Linked DNA regions of Homo sapiens: region 2 is linked to region 1. The links are chromatin loops, found by intact Hi-C in ENCODE. Cell type or tissue: mucosa of descending colon. All regions are shown on one strand. Links, peaks and the distances in the headings refer to the core of each region. The heading gives the core; the rest is flanking DNA.

Region 1 (6,136 bases), core at 2,130-4,629:
GCCACTGCACTCCAGCCTGGGTGACAGAGCAAGACTCTGTGTCTAAAAAAAAGAAAAAGAAAAAGAAAAAAAAATTAGAGAGAGAAAGAGAAAGAGAAAAGCTGTTGCTCACATACATTTGGTGTTACAGACCATAGGCTGTTTGGCTCCCCTTGTAATGAAACTTAACAGGGATCCAAGCAGATTTCCCAGACAAGGCATTTATTTCAGAGCTTGTGCTTGAGTGCAGGGAAGACAATGGAAGCAGAAGTGAAGGGATCCTCCAGCTGACTTGTGGAAGAGCCAGTGGGGAATTTTTTTTTTTTTTGTGAGACAGAGTGTTGCTCTGTCGCCAGGCTGGAGTGCAGTGGTGCGAACTCAGCTCACTGCACCTCCGTTTCCCAGGTTCAAGCAATTCTCCTGCCTCAGCCTCCCGAGTAGCTGGGACTACAGGTGCACGCCACCACGCCCGGCTAATTTTTTGTCTTTTAGTAGAGACAGGGTTTCACCATGTTGGCCAGGATGGTCTCAATCTCCTGACCTCATGGTTCGCCCGCCTCGGCCTCCCAAAGTGCTGGGATTACAGGCATAAGCCACTGCGCCTGGCTGGGAATTTTTTTTATTAGGCAAAGCATGGGAATTGACATCAGGGGTAGGGTATGCAGGCTGGGCTGGGCAAAGCACGTGAGGGTATGCAGGTCGCATATCTGGTTTTGAGGGTATGCAGGTCGCATATCTGGTTGCGATGGTTATCTTAAGTAATGAGTCACCTGGTAGTCTGGCTGGTGGCAACAAGGGTGTCAATCAATTGTTCAGCATTCCTTCCCGAGGTGGGACACTCCGCAAGCTTCATTTGATATTTGGATCTCCTAAGGCCAGTCTCTGGAATTCTTTTTTTTTTTTTTTTTTTTTTGAGACAGTTTCGTTCTTTATTTTCTTTGTATGACTAAAGCCTCGGGGTTAGCAGCTATATTGTCAGCGAGGCAATGGTGTGGGTTTTGTGATCAGTGGGACAAAAGAAGGAAAAAGGGAAAGGATGTGAAGGAGAAGCTCTGTCCAGTTCCTGTTCTGTTTCCCTGGGAGCTGGACAGACATTCACAGCTGGGTCTTGGTGTTCTCTTGTCAAACAAAAGTAATTTCCAGGACACCAACATCACACAAGACCATTCCGTGACCACAAAAACCTGGTGTGGTGGCTCATGCCTGTAATCCCAGCACTTTGGGAGGCCGAGGTGGGCAGATCACCTGAGGTCAGGAGTTTGAGACCAGCCTGGCCAACATGGTGAAACCCCGTCTCTACTAGAAATACAAAAAATAGCCAGGCGTGGTGGTGCACACCTGTAATCCCAGCTACTCGGGAGGCTGAGGCTGGAGAATTGCTTGAACCTGGGAGGCAGAGGTTGCAGTGAGCTAAGATTACGCCTTTGCACTCCAGCCTGGGCGACAGAGCAAGACTCTGTCTCAAAATAAATAAATAAATAAAAATAAAAATAAAAGAAACATTTGCTGGAGGGACATGGGCTCCTAGGGACAGGGTCGCCCTCCCACTGAGTCCCCAAGAGGATGAACAGGTGGACAAGTGGATGGTACCTGGAGGGTGAAGTGTTTGTTCTCCAAAGGTCATTCCTGGCTGCCCAATAGTGGGTGGTTTTCTAGGAGCTCAGGGTGGAATTAAGGGTCCTTAGTGGCCCAGGTCTGTCACTGGAACCTGGGGAGGGCTTGGCCTGGCTGGGGCCATGCACACAAACTCACCCAGGATCACACACATTAGCAACCAGTACCTCACTTTTCTCCAAACACTCCACAGAACGAAGGTTTTTGTCTACAAAACAAAGCATCTTTTCCTCCTTGGAGAACTCCCATACAGGCTTCTCAACTTGGCCAAAATGCTACCTCCTCCAAGAAGCCTTCTCAGATTGCCTCTCCCACCCCTCACTTCCAGGAAGTGAATTGCTCCCTTCTTGGTGCTCTCCCAGCTCTGAATCCCAATAACTGGTGAAGTAGTTACCACTATGTCCTCACCATCTGTGTCCCCATGGGCTTGGCAGTGTGGTGGGCTGGGCCAGAATCCCAGCATCTAACCCTGGCATGGTGTAGAGTGGGTACTTCCAGGATGCTTGGAGAATAAAGGAATGAAAACATATATGAAGACTGAATAGACGTGTCAGTGAGATGAGCAAGTGATGGATGAATGAATGAATAAGGACATTAAGAGAAAGAATGAAGACTCAATCAATAAAAGGACACTTAATAAATGAACATGTGAGGCCACGGACTATCAGAAAGCCACAGAGCCAGGAGTGCGGGGCAGTGTCTGTCCGGTTGGTAAAGGTCTCCCTGGCACCCCCAGCCTCAGTGTCTGTCACAGAGCTGGTGCTTGGCAGATATCTGCTGGATGAAAGTTAAGCGAATGAATGGAGTGAAGGAATGCATGAAGGCAAGAGAGAGTTAAGGCATGTGGGTGTGAAGGAGCTGGTAATAACTTCAGTGTCTAAGTCTGGTCTAAATTGTGGACATATTTATCAGCAGATATATGTTTTTCAATAGACGGGGTCTCACTCTGTCACCAGGCTGGAGTGCGGTGGTGCCAGTATAGCTAACTGCAGCCTCGAACTCCTGGGCTCAAGGGATCCTCCTGACTCAGTGTCCAGAAAAGCTAGGGCTACAGGCAGGTACCACTATGCCCAGCTAATTTTTCACATTTTTTGTAGACATGGGGTATTGCTATGTTTCCCAGGCTGACCTCAAGCAATTCTTCAGCCTTGGACTCCTGAGTAGCTATGACAACAGGCTGGTGCCACCACACTCAGCTAACTTTTTATTTTTATTTTTTGAGAGGGAGTTTCTCTCTTGTCACCCAGGCTGGAGTGCAATGGCGCGATCTCGGCTCACTGCAACCTCTGCCTCCCAGGTTCCAGCGATTCTCCTGCCTCAGCCTCCTGAGTAGCTGGGATTACAGGCACCCGCCACCATGCCCGGCTAATTTTTGTATTTTTAGTAGAGACAGGGTTTCGTCATGTTGGCCAGGCTGGCCCCGAACTCCTGATCTCAGGTGATCCACCCGCCTCAGCTTCCCAAAGTGCTGGGATTACAGGCGTGAGCCACCTTGCCCAGCCTAATATTTTATTTATTTATTTATTTATTTATTTATTTATTTATTTATTTGGTAGAGCTGGAGTCTTGCTATGTTGCCCAGGCTATCATCCTGATTCTACTGAAATGGAACTGAGGCCCAGAGGAGAAAGCAATTGGCTCAGGGCCACACAGACTCAAACCCAGCAGTCTAGCCCTGGGTCTGTGACAGCCTGAGTGATTATGTGACTCACACAGATGGGACAGGGCCCCAGCAGACCCTGGCGGGAACCCTGGTGGCACCCTCCTAGGTGGCACCTTCCTGGTGGCACCTTCCTGGGGCTGAGGTCAGATTTGAGGTCCGGCTCCCTGGGATGAAAGGCCGCCTCACAGATGCCCACAAGTCTCACACCCAGGGTGATGTCCCTTCTGCCACCAGAGGGCAGCAAATCCCCACCCAGGTCCCGCCACTAGGAGCCTTAATCCACCTTTCCTGAGATCCAGAACTGGGCACCCAGGGAGCAAGGTCTACTGGCTGGAAGATACCAGTGCGTTGCAGACTGGCAGACTGGGTGCCACCTACCCTGGGCTTGCACAAGCAACCTAACCTCTCTAAGGCTGTTTCCTTATGTGCAAAATTGGTACAAGCGAATCTACCTTGTCGCTGGCACATGGGTAAAATGACGTTTGGACATGCAGTGTCCAGCAGAGCCTGACATTCAATAACATGGCTCACGCCTGTAATACCAGCACTTTGGGAGGCTGAGGCAGGTGGATGATCTGAGGTCAGGAGTTCGAGACCAGCCTGGCCAACATGGTGAAACTCCGTCTCTACTAAAAATACAAAAAAAATTAGCCGGGCGTGTGGGGTGGGGGGAGCTGCCTGTAATCCCACCTACTCGGGAGGCTGAGGCAGGAGAATTGCTTGAGCCCAGGAGGCGGAGGCTGTACTGAGCCAAAATCGCACCTCTGCACTCCAGCCTGGGAGACAGAGAGAGACTCTGTCTGAAAAAAAAAAAAAAAAATAGGTGACCACACTTGTCCTAGTTTGATCCTAGGACTGAAGGGTTTCCCAGAAAGTGGGACCTTCAGTGCTAAAACCAGGAGAATCTTGGGCAAGCCAGGATGGTTGATTACCCTAGACGAGTGGGTACTCCTATCTCAATTCTTTGAGTAGTGGTTGATACTTTAAGTACTAAAACAGCAGGGTTTTTTTTCTTTTTTCTTTTTTTCTTTTCTTTTCTTTTTTTTTTTGAGACAGAGTTTCACTCTCGTTACCCAGGCTGGTCTCAAACTAGAGAAATGAAAATATATGTCCACTGACTGACCTGTATGCAAATACAAACAGTAGCTTGATTCATAATTGCCAAAAACTGGAAACAACCCATATGTCCATCAAATTGAGATCTAGACCTACAGGGAAATACTACTTAGCAATAAAAGGAAGGAGCTTTTGCTGAGTGCGGTGGCTCATGACTGTAATCCCAGCACTTTAGGAGGCTGAAGAGGGAGGATCACTTGAGGCCGGGAGTTCAAGACCAGCCTGGCCAACAAGATGAAAGCCTATCTCTACTAAAAATACAAAAATTAGCTGGGCATGGTGGTGTGCACCTGTAATCTCAGGTACTTGGAAGGCTGAGGCAGGAGGATTGCTTGAACCCAGGAGGCGGAGGTTGCAGTGAGTCGGATTAAGAAGGTGGATTAAGATATCATACCACTGCACTCAGCCTGGGCGACAGTGAGACCCCATCTCAAAAAAAAAGGGGACCAGGTGTGGTGGCTCATGCCTGTAATCCCAGCACTTTTGGAGGCCGAGGCGGGCAGATCACGAGGTCAGGAGATCAAGACCATCCTGGCTAACAGGGTGAAACCCAGTCTCTACTAAAAATACAAAAAAATTAGCCAGGTGTGGTGGTGTGCACCAATAGTCCCAGCTATTCAGGAGGCTGAGGCAGGAGAATGGCGTGAACCCGGGAGGCGGAGCTTGCAGTGAGCCGAGCTCGTGCCACTGCACTCCAGCCTGGGCGACAGAGTGAGACTCCATCTCAAAAAAAAAAAAAAGAAAAAGAAAAAAGAAAAAGGAAGGAAGGACCTCTTGAGGCTTGCAATAACGTGGATGGATCTCAGATGCATTATGTTTAGTGAGTGAAGTCAGATCTATTAATAGAAGGCCACAACCTGAATGGTTCCATTTACTTGATGTTCTGGAAAAGCCAAAATGATAGGGATGGAAAACAGATCAGCAGTTGCCATGGGCCAAGTAGGAGGACGGGACTGACCTGGGAGGGCCTCAGGGAACTTTCTTGGGTAATAGATATTTTTTCCCCTCCCTCCCTCCCTCCCTCCCTTCCTCCCTTCCTACCTTCTTTCCTTCTTTTGAGATGGTGTCTCACTCTGTTGCCTAGACTGGAGCGCAGTGGCGTGACCATAGCCCATTGCAGCCTCAAACTCCTGGGCTTCAGTGATCCTCCTGCCACAGCCTCCTGAATAGCTGGGACTATTGGTGCACACCACCACACCTGGCTATTTTTACTTTATTATTATTATTATTTTTGTAGAGATGATGTCTTGCTGTATTGCCCAGGCTGGTCTCAAACTCCTGGCTTCCAGTGATCCTTCTATCCCCAGAATCCCAAAGCACTGGGATTATAGGCATGATCCACTGCACCTGGCCTCTCTGCATAATATTTGGATGACAAAAATGTTCTATATCTGAATTGTGGTGGCAGCTACACAACCATCCACATTTATCAAACTTATTTAACCATATACTTCTATTTATTTATTCATAGACAGAGTTTCACTCTGTCGCCCACACTGGAGTGCAGTGTCTCGATCTCTGCTCACTGTAACTTCTGCCTCTCAGCCTCAAGCAATCCTCCCATCTCAGCTTCCCGAGTAGCTGGGACTACAGGCACGCACCACCATGTGCAGCTAATTTTTGTATTTTTTGGTTTTGTTTTTTTGTAGAGATGGGGGTCTCACTATGTTGCCCAAGCTGGTCTCAAACCAGAGTCCTGGGATTACAGGTGTGAGCCACTGTGCCTGGACTTGAACCATATACTTTAAAAGGGTGGATTTAATC
Region 2 (6,521 bases), core at 2,115-4,614, 110 kb after region 1:
TTCTTCAGGGGAGTCTAAGTGATTAGATGCACTGAGCAGTCGGGGTGGAGGCGCAGCCGTCACTGTCACGGGGGAGGCCCCGGGGTATCACTGCCACAAGTCACCAGCCGCAGCCCCGTTGTCATTCTCGTGGAACTTGTGCAGGTGGTCAGCGAACCTGGGGGACACGGGAAGCTTTGCTGAGGCCGAGTGTGTGTGTTGGGGAAGGGGGGTGTGTACCATGTGATGGGGTGGGGCTAGGGGGTAGTGGATACCGGGAGTAGGGGTAGGGGGAGGGCCAGAATGGGGGGCTGTGATGGAGGGCTAAGGAGTGGGGGACATGAGGCAGGAACTCGGGGGTGTTGCGGGGGTGCTGGGAGCTCGCTGTGGGGCTGAGGGGGGGCCCAAGTGGGGGTCCTCACTTCTTGGCGCAGAAGGTGGCACAGTCCCTCTCCATGCTCTCGCTCCATGCCAGCTTGTAGAGCACCTGGCCAGGTGGAGACACGGTGAGCTGCCCGTTCGCCTCAAGGCCACCCCTGCAGCCCACCCATGGCCCCTGGGCCTGGCCTGGAACATAAAGGTTCTCGAGCCCCAGACTCCGGGGCGGGTGGGTCTTAGACATGTTCCTGCACCCACTGCTTCTGCAGATGATCAGATGGGCCCAGACACGGAGGCACCTCCTCTAATACTGTGGGCCAACCCTTGGAAGGGCCAGGAGCCGCTGGACCCTGGGGTCAGAACTTGAGCCCAGGTTAGCTCTGTAGGGGCCATCTTGACTGTGCGGGGGACAGGAGTCCCCAAGGCTGGATCCTTCCAGAGACACAGCCTTCCACCCCTCTTCTCCCCCAACTTGGCAGACATGGAGGCCCTTATCCGCTAACTAGAACGCCACCTCCACAGCTGGGGAGGTTAGTTCAAGACGCCCCTTCTCTGTGCAGTCTTCGTGACTGTCCCTTGGTGGAGTTCATTAGACCTGCTCCCTTCCCACTCCATCCCTTCTTCCTATGAAGCCCGTTCAGGACCAGTCCCAGATGTGATCAGCCAGGCCTCTTTCACGGAGCGGCCCGGCTGGTGCCCTGGCCAGAGGTCCCAATGGGGTGGGTCCTTCTCGTCCCTGGGGTGGGCCAAGGCTCTCGAAGGGGAGAGGCATGGCCGCAAGCTAGAGATGCAGCTTGGGGTAGGCCCAGGGGCCAGGCCACCGTAACAGGCCCCTGCTGCCCTGGAGGTCAGGGCTGGGGATGGTGAATGTGCCTCTGGCCCGCCCGTGTGCACACTCACCAGGAAGACCAGGCAGTGCAGGAACAGTGTGTAGAAGAAGCCGATGGTGCGCGCCATCTTGTTGGAGAGAACCAGACGCCCCTGGGAGCAAGGAGGGGGTGAGTGGGGATGGGGCCGGCCTCACCCACCCCTGCAGGGCTGCCTGGGCTTCACAGAAAGGGCCCTAGGGTGGCAAGGGGAGGGAAGGGACAGGAAGCTGGGGCCCCTATTCCATCATTATGGGCCAGGGACATGGGCTGCTGGAATTCTTTTTTTTTTGAGACAGAGTCTCCCTCTGTCGCCCAGGCTGGAGTGCAGTGGTGTGATCTTGGCTCACTGCAACCTCCACCTCCTGGGTTCAAGTGATTCTCCTGCCTCAGCCTCCTGAGTAGCTGGGATTACAGGTGTGCGTCACCACGCCCAGCTAATTTTTGTATTTTTACTAGAGATAGGGTTTCACTATGTTGGCCAGGCTGGTCTCGAACTCCAGACCTCAGGTGATCCGCCCAACTTGGCCTCCCAAAGTGCTGAGATTACAGGCGTGAGCTGCTGTGCCCGGCCACCGGAATTCTTTAAAAACGTTTTTTTAGACAAGGTTGCCCAGGCTGGAATGTAGTGGTCACAGCTCACTGTAGCATTGACTTCCTAGGCTCAAGTGATCCTCCTCCGTCAGCCTCCTGAGTAGCTGGGACTACAGGTGCACACCACTGCGCCTGGCTAATTTTATTTTTTGTAGAGACAGGATCTTACTGTGTTGCCCAGGCTGGTCTCGAACTCCTGGGCTCAAGCAATCCTCCCACCTCCCAAAGTGCTGGGATGACAGGTGTGAGCCACCATGTCTGACTCTAGGCTGCAGGAATTCTGAGGAATGCCCCCTCTACAGCCCAGTTCAGAACCATGCTGTGAACCATGCTCTCAGAGGATCTGCCCGGGAAGGGGAGAGACCCTGTCCCAGATCACACAGCCACTCTTGGCAGGGCTGGCGGCTCCTCCAGCCTGGGCTGCAGGGCAGGTGAAGAGGTGCCTGGAGACAGAGGCTCAGGCCTGTCCAGGGAGGGGGTGGGTAGGGGCAGGGACTCACCATGCTGAGGGTGGCCTTGTCCCAGGGACTCAAGCTCAGGTACTTCCTCTGCCGCTCCTGCACAGGGAGGGACAGTCAGGAAAGGACCCCAAAGGACCTCACAGGCCCTGGCTTGTGGCAGAGAGCAGGGCCTGGCCAGCCACAGGACACCCTGCCCGCTGTTCTTGCAGACCCCCAGGGGGCTGCCAGGGTGCTGCCAGGGGCTTCCCTGGGTGCACAGTCTACTCAGTGTGACATTCTGGACTCCCCTGACATCTGTGAGAGCCCCTCCCCGCCTCTGCAGCCGTCCATTCTGCCCATGGGAAAGTACTCCACGGGCAGAACTTCTGCAGTCTGGGTGGGGGAGGGGAGTTGTGGGGTGGGGTCCCCACAATGGATCGCCCGATTCTGGGAGCTGTAACTGGTTTTTCCTTGTCTGCCTGTCCCGCAAATGCACTCCAGGTTAACCCGGTCACTGCCACACACCCTCGGGTAGTCCTCGGCAGGTGTTCCTGAATGGGCCCTGGGCCTACATTGCACTGAAGCGGTGGGGAGGCTGTCTTGGGGGGGCTCCTGGCCTGAGGGGCCAGGGTGTGCAGGGCTGGCGTGGCAAGGCTGGCCGAGAGCACCCAGACAAGGGCAGGTGGAGGGGAGCCAGGGAAGGCCGAGTGCTCAGGGATAGGGGCCAAGTGATGGGGGGACCCCTGGGCTTCCCTGGGCTGATGCCCCTCCCCTCCCCTGCCCAGGCTGGGCTCACGAACCCGCTTGCTGAAGGAGGAGAAGGGGTCCAGGCGCTCCTCGTACTGGGACGAGTACCGCAGCTCCGTGTCATCACTGCCGCTGCCCTGCACAGACAGGGAGGGGAAGAGAACCAGTCAGTGCCTTGGGGCCCAGCGGGAAGGGCAGGAGCCCAGGGGAGCCTCAGTTTCCTCATCTGCAAAAAAGGGAAGTGGGGGAGGGAGCCCTAGATCTCAGAGGCGGGAGGAGAGGGTGCTGGGGTGACAATGTGAATGTGGCTGGTGCCTCCTGCCACAGGGGCATGGAGTTACCCATGGGGTCAGGGCCACAGTGCCTCCGGGCACAGATGGGGAACTGAGGCCCAGGCAGGGCCGGGCGCAGCTGCAGGAAGGTGGGTTTGCTGGGAGTGTGGGGTGGTCATGCGAGCAGGCAGGCAGCTGGGAGAGGAGACGCCCCCCAGCTGGCCACCCAGAGCCAGGCTGGTTTGCAGAGTCTGAGTGCCCTCTGGTGGCCAAGGAGCGGCTCTGATGGGTGGGGACAGGGCTGGGGGCTGCTGGGCCCCAAAGGAAGAGGGAGAGGTGAATCCCTGCCCCACTATGCCCCACGCTCTTCTCTCACTCATAGAAAGGGTTTCCTGGCACGGGGTGGCCCCTGGGAGGCCTGGGGGCTGAGAGAAGCCACGCACAGGCCTCCCTAGCCCAGAAAAACTCGGCAAGTGAGTTTCTGATCCACTCTCTTGGTTGCTTTTTGGAGTGTGGACCAAATTCTGTTTACATTTTTTATTATTGCTTATTTATTTATTTGAGACAGAGTTTCGCTCTGTCGCCCAGGCTGGAGTGCAATGGTGTGACCTCGGCTCACTGCAACCTCCACCTCTCAGGTTCAAGCGATTCTCCTGCCTTAGCCGCCTGAGTAGCTGGGATTACAGGTGCATGACACCACGCCCAGCCAATTTTTATATTTTTAGTAGAGACGGGGTTTCACTATGTTGGCCAGGCTGGTCTGGAACTCCTGACCTCAAATGATCCGCCCGCCTCAGCCTCCCAAACCGCTGGGATTACAGGCCTGAGCCACCATGCCCAGCCTATTTATTTTTATTTTTTGGAGGCAGGGTCTTGCTCTGTCACCTGGGCTGGAGTGTAGTGGCTGGATCTCAGCTCACTGCAGCCTGTACCTCCTGGGCTCAAGTGATCCTCCCACCTCAGCCTCCTGAGTAGCTGGGACTACAGGCACGTGCCACGATGCCTGGCTAATTTTTGTATTTTCAGTAGAGATAGGGTTTCACTATGTCGGCCAGGCTGGTCTCAAACTCCACCCGCCTCGGCCTCTCACGGTGCTGGGATTACAGGCATGAGCCACTGTGCCTGGCCCTTCTGGCTAGTATTTTCTTTTCTATTTTATTTTATTTTATTTATTATTATTTTATTTTACTTTACTATTTTATTATTTTATTTTATTTATTTTATTTTATATTTTATTTTATTTTTTTATTTTATTTTATTTTATTTTATTTTAATTTTATTTTATTTATTTTTATTTTATTTTATTTTTGAGACGGAGTTTCGCTCTTGTTGCCCAGGCTGGAGTGCAGTGGTGTGATCTTGGCTCACTGAAACCTCCGCCTCCTGGGTTCCAGCGATTCTCCTGCCTCAGCCTCCTGAGTAGCTGGGACTACAGGTGTGCACCACCATGCCCGGATACTTTTTTTGTATTTTTAGTAGAGACGGGGTTTCACCATATTGGCCAGGCTGGTCTCGAACTTCTGAGCTCAGGCAATTCTCCTGCCTCGGCCTCCCACAGTGGTGGGATGACAGGCATGAGCCACCGTGCCTGGTCCTTCTGGCCAGTTTTTATGAATGAATCTGGACAGGGGCTCCACTCTGTGAGCTTCTCCCGGCTTAGGGAGGGCAGCTAGCAGGCAGGTGGGTGGGTGGGGAGATGTCGGAAGGCCTCAGGGGTCTCTGGGGCCCAGTGCTGCCCAGCAGGTCTTGGTCCCCGACCCTCCCATCTCCAGAGCCCTGATCGGCCTCTCTCCCTGCCTGGTCCACCTGGAGCTGAGGCCAGGGGAGGGCCCTCACCCGGCCAGGGTAGCTCTGCAGGAACTTGATCTTCTCAAAGAGCTTGATGTTGTCGGCGCGCAGGCTGTCCAGCTCACTCTGCAGGGCCTGGAGGGTGTGCTGGGCCAGGCGGTTCTCCTGGGGGGGGAGGGGCAAGGAAAGGGGTGGGGGAGAGGCCTCCGTGCTGGCACAGGTGCTGCTCCGTCTACCTGGAGCCCCTTCTGTGCCCACAGCCTTCTCCTTGACCTGCCTGACTCTGTAAAGCTGCCCCTTCCCCCACTGTGGCCCCACCACAGGCAGAAGTCAGGGATCTTGGGTCAGGTTTCTTCATATGTATCACGTTGGTGCAAATGTAATCGTGGTTTTTGCCCTTAAAAGTAATGGCAAACACCATGATTACATTTGCATCAACCTTAATATATGACAGAGCAAGACCCTGTCTATATATTTTATTTTATTTTTTATTTTTATTTTTATTATTTTTTTGATATGGAGTTTCGCTCTTGTTGCCCAGGCTGGAGTGCAACGACGCAATCAATCTCGGCTCACTGCAACCTCTGCCTCCCGGGTTCAAGCGATTCTCCTGCCTCAGCCTCCCAAGTAGCTGGGATTACAGGCATGTGCCACCATGCCTGGCTAGTTTTTTTGTATTTAGTAAAGACAGGGTTTTACCATTTTGTTCAGGCTGGTCTCGAACTCCTGATCTCAGGTGATCCACCCATCTCTGCCTCCCAAAGTGTTGGGATTATAGGCGTGAGCTGCTGCGCCTGGCCCCTGTCTATATATTTTAGAGACAGGGTCTTGCTCTATCACCCAGGCTAGAATAAAGTGGCATGACCAGAGCTCACTGCAGCCTCAGCCTCCCGACTCAAGCGATCCTCCCATCTCAGCCTCCCAGGTAGCTGGGACTATAGGCTCACACCACCATGCCCAGCTACTTTTTTATTTTTGCAGAGTCGGGGTCTCACTGCGTTGCCCAGGCTGGTCTCAAACTCCTGGGCTCAAGCAATCTTCCCACTTCGGCCTCCCAATGTGCTGGGATTACAGGCATGAGCCACGATGCCTGGTCAGATTTCTTCATACTTTTTTTTGTCATTGGTATTAGCCTTTTAAAAACTATTATTGAGATATAATACCCATAACATAAACATCAGCATTTCAAAGTGTACAGTTCGGTCATTTGTATTCACAATGTTATGCAACCATCCCCACTACCTAATTCCAGAACATTTAAAATCACCCCAATAAGAAACCCCAAACCTGCCAGCAGTCACTCCCCATTCCCTCCTCCCCTACTGCCTGGTAACCGGCAGTCTCTTTTTTGTCTCTATGGATTTGCCTATACCGAATGTTCGTATTCATGGAATCACACGCTGTGGTTTTAATATTTGCCAATCTAAAGGCAACGTGAAATGGAATCTCAGTTTTCA

What was found. Peaks named below come from ENCODE experiments on the same cell type or tissue, not always from the same donor. Only the 100,000 strongest peaks of a DNase experiment are listed, where the experiment ranks them.
Region 2: it touches region 1 in a loop (6-fold over the local background); 103 of 110 quality-filtered maps call a loop at or near these places.

Annotation. Positions count from the first base shown.
Region 1 is chr7:102,388,275-102,394,410 of GRCh38, reverse strand. All of the region lies in intron 4 of LOC100630923 (LOC100289561-PRKRIP1 readthrough), which reads right to left. Among named protein-coding and RNA genes, the nearest start is that of PRKRIP1, 5.0 kb to the left of the region's middle. In mucosa of descending colon, for the core only: a CTCF peak has its summit at 3,488 (motif pointing right); a DNase peak (open chromatin) is centred at 3,500.
Region 2 is chr7:102,276,657-102,283,177 of GRCh38, reverse strand. It overlaps a transcript of CUX1 not described here. Among named protein-coding and RNA genes, the nearest start is that of SH2B2, 7.0 kb to the left of the region's middle. RefSeq lists enhancers at 2,729-3,348, 3,349-3,967. In mucosa of descending colon, for the core only: a CTCF peak has its summit at 3,552 (motif pointing left); a DNase peak (open chromatin) is centred at 3,497.